Linked DNA regions of Homo sapiens: region 1 is linked to region 2. The links are chromatin loops, found by intact Hi-C in ENCODE. Cell type or tissue: sigmoid colon. All regions are shown on one strand. Links, peaks and the distances in the headings refer to the core of each region. The heading gives the core; the rest is flanking DNA. Region 1 overlaps LARGE1 (LARGE xylosyl- and glucuronyltransferase 1). Region 2 overlaps LARGE1 (LARGE xylosyl- and glucuronyltransferase 1).

Evidence for each region. Peaks named below come from ENCODE experiments on the same cell type or tissue, not always from the same donor. Only the 100,000 strongest peaks of a DNase experiment are listed, where the experiment ranks them.
Region 1: a loop joins it to region 2, with 2.8 times the contacts of the local background. A loop is called at or near these places in 4 of 110 quality-filtered maps.

What each region holds. Positions count from the first base shown.
Region 1 is chr22:33,809,462-33,814,835 of GRCh38, reverse strand. All of the region lies in intron 1 of LARGE1 (LARGE xylosyl- and glucuronyltransferase 1), which reads left to right. Among named protein-coding and RNA genes, the nearest start is that of LARGE-AS1, 87 kb to the right of the region's middle. In sigmoid colon, for the core only: no CTCF peak of the experiment used is centred there; a DNase peak (open chromatin) is centred at 2,935; H3K27ac peaks cover 706 bases.
Region 2 is chr22:33,906,149-33,911,522 of GRCh38, reverse strand. All of the region lies in intron 1 of LARGE1 (LARGE xylosyl- and glucuronyltransferase 1), which reads left to right. Among named protein-coding and RNA genes, the nearest start is that of LARGE1, 12 kb to the left of the region's middle. In sigmoid colon, for the core only: no CTCF peak of the experiment used is centred there; DNase peaks (open chromatin) are centred at 2,212 and 2,897; H3K4me3 peaks cover 717 bases.

The DNA of each region.
Region 1 (5,374 bases), core at 173-5,172, 97 kb after region 2:
CTGTATGAAATTACATTATGCATATGTTAGTATCAGTCAGGGTTCTCCAGAGAAATGACCCAATAGGATGGTGTAGTTGTATAAACACACACACACACACACACACACACATATACCTTGATTTTAAGGAATTAGCTTATGTGATCGTAGGGCTAAGTCCAAAGTTGTGGGTAGGTTACACTGGCAGGCTGGACTCTTGGGCAGAAAATGAAGCTGTGGTCCTGAGGCAGAGGCAGAATTTCTCTTCCAGGAAAACTCAGTTTTTCCTCTTAAGGCCTTCAGCTGATTAGATGAGGCCCATCAATACAATTGAGGATAGACTCTTTTACTTAAAGTCAACTGATTGTAGATATTAACCACATCTACAAAATAACTACCAGAGCACCTGGACAGTGTTTGATTAAGTAACTGGGGACCATAGCCTAGCCAAGTTGAAACATAAAACTAACCATCACAGTCATTATTATTGTTACTGATATGTCAGGAACCAAAGTATTTGACCCTGTTGGGCCCTATTGGGGACTGTTGGAAAAGCATCATTTGCTTGCCTGACATGTGCTCAGTGTCTTAGCTTTAGGGATAGATTTTCAGGGGCGAGGTCAGGTTGAAGAGAATGATTTGAGTGATAGAGGCACTTAGAAGAGGTTGACAGTCCATCTGACTAGCCTTTCTTGGAGAGCATTCTGGAATTTGAAATGGTCGAACAAGAGTGAATACTATGTCATGGAAAGGATATTAATTTTGGAGACGAGATATGATTTACACTCTTGGCCTCAGCATGTCTTTCTTCCCCCATCGAGATACGTAAGTTAACTTCAGTGATGCTTTTTAAAGTTTTTTCTCTAAACAGGAAAAATTAATATTTACGTTTTAGGCTTGTTGCAAGAGTGTGGAGTATCTCTGGCATGATTTAAACACTCAGTAAATAATTGTTTCCCTCCTTGCATGTTTGTTCAGTGTTCATTGAGTTGTTCTAATGTGACGTTTGTTCTTATGTGGAGATTTTCCTATAAGGTATTTAAGGCTGAAGTTGGGAGCATCGTAGAATGCAAGAGTTTGGGAAAAACTGGAGATACCAGTCAAGATGGAGAAAAGGATGGAGTTCAAGGGTACCTGGGCTTCCTGTCTTCACTGTGAAGATGGATTTCACCATGAGATCTTTACTAGGCAGAAAAGATGGAACATCCTGCAGTAGTGTTTTGTCATCGAGCCCACAGCCGAGGCCGAACAGAAGCTGTATGTTGTTCCTCAATGGTTGTGTCCAAATGGGAATGAGTAAGACTTCAACATTTCTGAAGATGGATGGTCACCATTCTCAATTCTGTTTTATGTATCTGGTGGGCCGTTGAGCAGAAGAGATCCCAGATGTCAGACACATCTGTCCTCCACCAAGATGTGTGTGTGGGACATTGCTGGAACTATGTTTTGTTTCTGGTCTTGTGGCATTTGACTATCGGAGATGAACAAAAGAGCATACAATCCTGATTTATTTCCACAAGCTTCTCAGGACTAGGGCTTGACAGTCTTGCCTGGGGAAGCTTGTTGATTCTTAGAGTGGCACTAATTTTTTTTTTTTTTTTTCTTGAGACGGAGTTTTGCTCTTGTTGCCCAGGCTGGAGTGATGGCACGATCTTGTATCTTTACTAGAGACGGGATTTTGCCATGTTGGCCAGGCTAGTCTCGAGCTCCTGACCTCAGATGATCCACCTGCCTTGACCTCCCAAAGGAGTTGGGATTACAGGGGTGAGCCACTGCGCCCGGCCTAGAGTGGCACTTCTTAATGCAGTAGATGTACTTCATACCACCATTTAAACCAATACTAAGAGAATAGTCTGTATTCATATGCCAATTTGGTACCACCTAATAGGAGAAAACCAGAAAGCAAACAGTGCTAGTTGCATTAATTATCTCTGTTTTATTTGTCTTTTAATATCTTTGTCTCCTTGAGGAGGCTATGGACTTCTTGAAGGACAGACAGTTTTCATCTCTGTGCTTCATTGTCTAGCACAGGGCCTGGCGTGTTGTCAGGGCATAGTACCTGTGTGTTGAATGAGCAAATAAACTGTGAAGAAACTTCTTGATCTTTGTTGGCCTGGACAGCTGTTGAGGCTTGACTGTGCTTATGGAATGAAATATCCACACAAAGGGAAACTTGGTAATAGCCCAGAACCCCAAGGGGATCATTGCAGAGGGACTGATAGATGGACAGGATGGCCTGGTGAGGCCTGCGCCATCTGTGCCTTCAACCCGGCGGATCAAAGATGAATGTGTGATTGAGTGAGGCCTCACTGATGACAATGCACCCTGGCTGGAAAATGCACAGCAGGAGGCTCTGGTTTGAATCTCAGTTTTCCTAGGAGACCTGAATGAAGAGAAAAGGCACCGCAGTATGCAAAGAGAGAGTCATCACTTGTGCATGTGTCTGGGGGAAGTAACGAATAGAAGACATTACATGTCAAAAAGAGCCTCGTCCAAAATGAAGCCAAGTGACTGTCACAAGTTCTGGGCAGGTGAGATGCTGTGTCAGAACCGTGAGAAGGCAGGGGAGGCCAGGCACAATTCCCAATATGTTTTAGAGCATACCTGGAGCTTAGCATAGCCCTAACTTCATGGTCCAGCCCTTTGGGGCATGTGCTCCTGGAACCTTAGCTATTAAGTGCCCTTGAGTGGGAAAATAAATGAGTTTTTAATGTCTGTGTGTACATGTTGTTAATCGTTTTCTGCATTTGCCACCTGGGTTGAACCTGTCAAATTAGTTTCCAGTAGTCCCTTTTAATGCATTGTTATATACCCAAGGTGGAAATCTCAGTCATCCTTAGAGACTTTCTGTAGCCAATTTCCCCTTTCCTTGTTCCTCTCTTACTTAGGTCATGCAATTGAGCGCTAAGCCCGGGTCAGCCCATTTCCTGTGTTCTGGTCTTTTTCTTTCCATTTGTCACAGTTCTGGGCTGGGCTCCCATTATCCCTGGCCTGAAGTATTTCACTAGCTGATGCTCCGGCCTCCTCCTTCCTGTGTCTCCTAATCCATCATTCTTATACTGCCAGAATGACTTTTCTAAGGCTCAGAGCAGCTCATGACATTCCCTGCTAGAGCCTCTTTGATTACTTCTTCTTGCCTCTAGAAAAAGTTTGAACAATTTACCGTGACGTAATAAAGCTGTTCCCAGTTGGGCTCTGGCCTTCTTTCCTGGTCTTGGGCCCCACCTCTATATACCAAATCATGATTTTACCACTTCCTAAATACAGCATGCTCTTCCACGTTGCGAATATTTGGGAAATCTTTTTTTCCTTGGAAAGCTGTTAACTTTTTCTCCCTGTCAGACTCCTAGTAATCCTTCAAGACTCAGGTTTTGTTGGTTGAACTGAAGCTCATGCAAATGATCACTTAAGAGGTGCTGAGATTGGCATACTTCTCCAGAGTGCCTGGCTTTAGTGTAGTGGAAATTCTCTTCAGCCACGAGCGTCCCACAAGGGAGCCTAGTTTGTTCATGTCTTTACTTGCTCTGCTAAATTATGTTTTATTAATGTGTGTGCTTGTACTGTTGCTCAGGCTACTGTGCTAATGACTGATAATTGCCTTAATGAGCTATTTGTAAGAAATACAGTAATACCAGTAGGGATGAAACCAGACCCCACCACAGCTGGTGGTCTAATAGCCTTTTGACTGACTTTATGGAGGAGCAGACTGCAGGGTTATTGCAGTTAACATAAGCAAGAGCTCAGAATCACCCACTTTTCCCTGAACACCCAATTTACCCATCTTCCACTCACGCATTAATCATGTTTATATGAGTCGGGGGCAGGTTAGGTTATGCTGCAGTAACAAATCTCGCATAGAACAAAAAAATCACTTTGGGAAGCCGAGGCGGGTAGATCACAAGGTCAGGAGATCGAGATCATCCTGGCCAACATGGTGAAACCCCGTCTGTACTAAAAATACAAAAATTAGCTAGGCACGGTGGCGCACACCTGTAGTCCCAGCTACTTGGGAGACTGAGGCAGGGAAATTGCTTGAACCCGGGAGGCGGAAGTTGCAGTGATCCAAGATCGCACCATTGCAGTCCAGCCTGGGCAACAGAGCAAGACTCCATCTCAAAAAAAAAAAAAAGAAATTCATCCCTCACCCTGTACTACAAGTCCATCACAGGCTACTCATGGCACTGCTGCATGCTGTCTTCACTCTGGGATCCTGATAGTGAGGCAGTCTCTATCAGTACTCTTGCTAGTCCTTAAGATAGAGAGAAAAGGGCGCATAATGGTTCTTAAAGCTTGCAGTGAGTTGCATGCATTCGTATTTCATTGGCCAGAGTAGGTCCCATGGCTGTTCTGGGGCAGAGAAGTTCTACCTTGATGTGCTCAGAGCTGAAGAGCTGATATTTGTGAACAATATGAGAACCACCACACCATGGTAGAATCTTGGATTCATGTGCCTTATGTAATTTGCTTCTGGGGAGTCAAGAGGGAGATTTTGTTGCCTTCAGCGGAGGTCCAGAGAGTACTGTGGGACCAAGAGTATCGGGCTATGGCTTTGGGTTCAGCCAGTCCTTGGTTCAGATCCTGACCAGCACTTGCTAGCTATATGATCTTGGTCAGTGTAAACTCTCTCAACCAATTTCTTTACCTGCAAACGTGAAAACAGCAATACCTATTTTATAGGATTGTTACATATTCCATGAGATAATGGGTTGAAAAGTTTTATAATTTTGTCATAATAAATGTTAGTTCTCTTCCCATCCCCCATGCTGTGTCTTGTTCAGAGTGAGAGATCTGGTGTCTGTTGCATGCAGACTACTGTAGTTTTTTTTCTGTGCTCTCCTGGGTGGTAGCAACACCCGCCTATAACTACAAGTGCTTGAAATGTGGCTAGTACCACTGAGGAACTGAACTGCAAATTGTAAAATCTTTATTACATCTAAAAAGTGAAGCAGTGTAAAGTTTTTTTGTTTTTTTTTTTAACACAAGCTTCTGGTTTTGGAGGTACTATTTCACTTCAGTCATTGAAAATTTAGCACCCCAATTGAGATGTACTTAAGTGTAAAATATGCATCTGATCTTGAATATTTAGTATGGAAAACTATAAAATATCTCATTGGTTATTTTTATATTGATGATATGTTGAAATAATATTTTCATACATTGGAGGAAATAAGGTATATTATTTAAATTAGTTTCACCTGTTAGCTCTTTTTAAAATGTGGCTGCTAGAAAATGAAAAACTATACATGTGGCTAACTAGCATTATATAATATTTCCATTGGAAAGTGCTGGTTTAGACATGCAGAATGTGAGGCCCACACCTCTCTGGAAATTCAGACTATTCATCCATCTGTCCTTGCATCTAATAATACATATTTATTGACAACTTCCTATGTGC
Region 2 (5,374 bases), core at 139-5,138:
TGTCAGGAGGATGAAGTGGACGTGGGAGAATGGAGGGAGGGACTCAGTACTTGGTCCCCAGCAGGAAGAACTCTCCTCGACCATATTGGTGTCTTTACCCATTTCCCAATATGACTCCCTCTCTGCTGGGTTTCTCAGTTACAAGAGCACTCTCTGATGCCTTCCGTCTGTAAGGCAGAGCTACTGTATTGAGAGACTACCAAGGCTGGAAGAGACCTTGGAGCCCCACTAGACCAACACCTTCATTTTACATCCGTAGAAACTAAGGCCAGACCTAAGGGAGGTCAAGATGATTATTCAGAGGGGAGGTGGAACCAGAACCTAGGCTCCCTGGTCCTCAGCTCTCCCTTCTCTGCAGCATGCTCTGCTTCCATCCAATCTGCACCCAAAGCACGTTCTTCCAGTGTTTCTTTTGTGCCAGGCACTCTCTCATTCGGTCATTTTTGTTATTTCATTCTCACAGCAACCCTGGGAGGGGGATGTGCTCACTCTCCCACTTCACAGATGTGGAAACTGACGCTTGTGCAAGGCCCACAGCCATGAAGAAGGAGCCAGGACTCAACTCGCAGCTGTTCAGACTCCTCAGTTTGTTGTTCCAGGACCGACCTTGCCCCTGGCTTCCCTGCCTCTCTGACCTCGCTGTATTTCCTAGGACTCCTCTCCAGGTTTTCTTTGTTCCTAGCCTACTAGGCTTCACCTAAAAATGCCACTTGTTTTCCCACTTGAGTGGCCTTGTTACGCTGCTTTTTTTGCTGGATCCAACCCCCCATCCTCTCTCTTGTCTCTGGCTGAAATCGTTCCTGACTGTAGGCTCTGTGACACTGTCTCTTTGTGGGGTTTCCTTCACTTGCTCAGCCAACGTTGATCAAGCTCCTACTGTGTGCAGGTCCTGGCTTGACAGCGGAACACAGAGGTGCAGAGTTACTCATCGTCCATTCAGGAGCCTCGTCTTGGTGAGGGAGGAAGAGTCTCGTAAGGGGATGAGTGAAAGTCAAAGGGCCCAGAGGACAGTGTGTTGGGTAGCATTCTGCTTGAAGAAGTCAAGATGAGAATATTAGATTTGGGTCTTAGTGATTAGGAGATGGGAGGATAGGGTAGGAGGAGGCGTCACCAAACAGCAAACCAAATCAAAGGCTGTGCTTGGCCATCTTCAACTAGGCATTGTCAGTATCTACATACTTTAATTCTTATTCCTTCACTTAGGTATTAGAGGCTGTGAGTACGTTACACCCATCCTTATATCTATGAAAGCACCTTGCGAAGCTCTTAGTACTTACGACTCCTCCACTCAACATTTATTATATTAAATTCAGAGCTTCCTGTCCCTGCCCTCGAGGGACATAGTTGGAGAGCTTGCAAAAAATGTGTCATAAGTTAAGCAACAATAGAAGATTAAATGAACAGTTACGAGCAACAATAGAAAGGAGGTAGCAGTGTAGTGAATGGATGTGTGCACTGTGGTGGCTGAACACGGATGGGAAGTCAGAGGTGGGAGCTTCCTTTAGCTTCTCAAACTCAAAGGAGGGGTGGGACTTGAGTTGGGTCTTTGGATACAAGACAGTTAAAATCTGAATGGAAGGATTAAGGGAGGGTAGTTTGGCAAGCACAAATATATTTTTTGGGTTGGAGAGGAAGCCAGCTTGGGTTTCTGTTAGCAAGGAGTTGCAGATGAAGTTGGTGAGTTAGGCCGGGCGTGGTGGCTCATGCCTGTAATCCCAGCACTCTGGGAGGCTGAGGCGGGCGAATCATGAGGTCAGGAGATCGAGACCATCTTGACTAACGCGGTGAAACCCCGTCTCTACTAAAAATACAAAAAATTAGCTGGGCGTGGTGGCGGGCGCCTGTAGTCCCAGCTACTCGGGAGGCTGAGGCAGGAGAATGGCGTGAACCCGGAAGTCAGAGCTTGCAGTGAGCCGATATCATGCCACTGCACTCCTCCAGCCTGGATGACAGAGCGAGACTCCGTCTCAAAAACAAAAACAAAAACAAAAAAAAAAAAACAAAAGAAGAAGTTGGTGAGTTAGGGGCTGTGGGCTTTGGGAAGGCAGGGTGACTTTTCATCAGGGGGATGTGGTGTGCTAAAGGCCCTGGTTTTGGAAGGTGCACCTGCATCGTGCCTGGGACAAATTGAAGCGGGGAGAGATGGAGGCTGGGAGACAGCTGGACAGGATTTTGTACCAGTTCATATATGAAGTTCTAAGGGCCGCCAGGCTGGAACTGTTACAGGAGGACAGAAGCCCAGGGAGGCTTGTGAATTTTTCTCTGTTGAATCACTGGCTCACAAACATTTGCTTGATATGGAAGTCTGAGATGGCTTTCATTGCCCACTGTAATATGGCCTTGTTGGAATAAAGTCCACTCGTGACACAAGCAGCAAGTCTTAAAATAGCGCTTTCTCCTTTGGCTTGGCTTGGGGTAGAGCTTTGGTGAAAATACACTTTTCGGGGCCTCTCTTATTGGGGGTTTGTTCAAATGGGCTCAGGGTTATAGAACAACCTTTTTCCTAGCCTTGGATGGCACCCAATAAGGGGTATAATAGAGAAAATTCTTCTTTTCCTCATGAGTGGCTCCTAAAGCAGCTGCGTGGAGCTGAGAGCAAAGTGCTTGGAGCTCTGACATCTGGGTTCTGGATTCACCTTAAAAGTGAAGCCAATTTCTTTGCTTCCTGTGACGGCTGGTGTTTCTCTGTCTGAGGAGGAGCTTGCTTTGAGATTACGGTACACACTTTTCAGCATTGTGGGGTAAGCCATTCTGGATAACAGAATTTCTCAAATAGGATAATCCAATCCCTTACAGACAGCAAGTCTTTATTTTTAATCTTTAAGGAATGAGGGTTTCTCTAGGATGTTCTGTGTACTTACCCTCACTGGCTCACCATCAGCCCCTGGAAAACTTCAGCTGTCATATTGGGACGCACAAAGCTTGTTATGAACCAGCCCTGCCTTTCTCTGCAGTCTCACCCCCCACCCCTGGCCACCCCCCATTTCATGCATCATCAATCTGTAACTTAATCATTTTCTTCTTTACTGATTTTTTTCCCCCTAGACCTGTCAAGCTGTGCACATACCCCTCCTGCCCGGTAAGCTCTTTCCTTCTTTATCTGCCTGGGACACTTGTGTTTTTCCTTCAGAACCCAGCTCAGGTAGTCCTGCCTCTTAAGCTTTTCCTGGTACTGAGCACTGAACCGCATCTGCACCTCAGTCTGACTTCTGCAGCTGCACTTTCTGCGCCGTAACCTGACTGTTTTGCTAGAGAGCGGGAGCCTTTCAGTAAAACTGCATCTCAGGGGATCTTCTAGGTTTTACCGTATGCCTGGAACATGCAGTCAATACAATAAATGGTTGTTGTTGTCGTTTTAGATTTCAGTGAATTTGCTGGCCAGGCATAATGTAACCCTTTCTGATGAAACCTCGAGTGTCATACTGTGCTGCAGTGGTGGATGGGTTGATGTGAATTAGCCTCTCAAAGTATTCCGGAATCTAAAGAAAACCTTCCCCCTCTCACCAATGACCAGAATGGCCATTGGGCATTCCTGGGGTACACTGATGCCTTCAGGAAATCTGGTGGTGCTGGTGAGGTAGAATGCATCTTAGTCATCACTGCAGACCTAGAAATGTCTTCACACAGGCCGGGCACGGTGGCTTACGCCTGGAATCCCAGCACTTTGGGAGGCCGAGGCGGGTGGATCACGAGGTCAGGAGATTGAGACCATCCTGGCTAACATGGTGAAACCCGGTCTCTACTAAAAATACAAAAAAAAATTAGCCGGGCGTGGTGGCGGGCGCCTGTAGTCCCACCTACTCAGGAGGCTCAGGAGGCTCAGGAGGCTCAGGAGGCTGAGGCAGGAGAATGGTGTGAACCCGGGAGGCGGAGGTTGCAGTGAGCCGAGATCGCGCCACTGCGCTACTCCAGCCTGGGTGACAGAGCGAGACTCTGTCTCAAAAAAAAAAAAAGAAATGTCTTCACACAAGCTCTCAAGGGCTGAGTATTGAAGTGGAGGATTAGCAGGTAGGAGGACTTGAAGAACCTTGTACCTTTTATGTTTAATAGTATTCCCCATTTAAAGAGCCAGATGCAGAATGGCAGTCATAATTGATGGAGAAATTATCAGACGGTGATGGGGACTGGCTAGGGAGGATCGAATAAATTTGTACAGGAGCTTAGCAGCAGTGCCTAAAGACTCTTCTCCACATAACCACATGTTTATGTTAGAATATTTAGTATTGCCTCTAGTATTCGTGAGGTCCATTTGGGTTTTTATGGCACTGCCCTTGTAAGCCAGGCGTGAGTGCTGCATGAATAGGTTTGCTTAGCAAATCACAGAGGAGTGACAGAGGAGCCCTGGGCTTATCAGAAGGTTTGTGTGATCCAGGCACTAGCAAAACTTTATGAACTTGCACTTGGCACGTGGTGTTGGTTATATGGTTCAGGAAGCCCTACTGCTTCTCCAGTAGTGGTCTGATTTAATCCATACCAAGGGGTGCTTGTTCTGGGTCTTAGCTTTTGCCATTTTCCTTTTTCTTCTGCTTGGAATTATCTATAACTCCTTTGGAAATACAGCATTTTTGAGCTCATTAAATTTGTTAATGTGTGTATTATGTTGAGAAAGCACTCAGTTATTTAGAGTTGCTTCATTCCCTTTCCCTTCATCTCTTTGCCTTCCCCACCTTAGAGTAATTGTGCTTGGTTAACCAGGAAACCAAGGGCTCCTGGGGATGAAGAAGAGGCCAGTCTTTCTCTTCTTAGCCCTGTCCAGAGATCTCAGAAAATTTGCAGAGGCCCTGAAGGTAAAAGCAAATGGTTGCCCACTAATCACCTGAGGCAGTTTTTCAGGAGTTTTCTGTCTACCTTGCACTTTTCTCTCATAGGAAATTTGGGCTCTGACAGTTAAGAGAGATGGCAGCCAATGAATGGGATAGGAAAGGCCCCTTCCTTAGCAGTTTGTAAGAAAAGGTACTGAGGTGTGCTTTACAAGTATTATGCCTTTTGACAGCTCTCTAAGCTGAGTAGTTTCATTTTACAGCTAAGGAAACTGAGGCTTGGAGAGGTTATTTGCTCAAGCAATAAAGCCCAGAGACTGGAAATGAATTTTGTTTTCAGAATATTTGCTTTTAATCTCTGTCCTATAATCCAACAACCCAGGTGTCCTAATACTGGAAATATACATACCCCTGGGAAATACATGAAGACTTTTCATGGAGTATGCAGATGTGGATACTTCTAAGAAAATAAATTTTCACATCTCCAGCCTCACATATGTGCCCTTCCCTGAAATTGATCAGCCTGAGATGATCCCTGTCTGGTCCACGGTTCTCCCAATCCTCCTTTCATGGTTATCCTCCCTCATTTTGTTTATTTTTATTTTTATTTAATT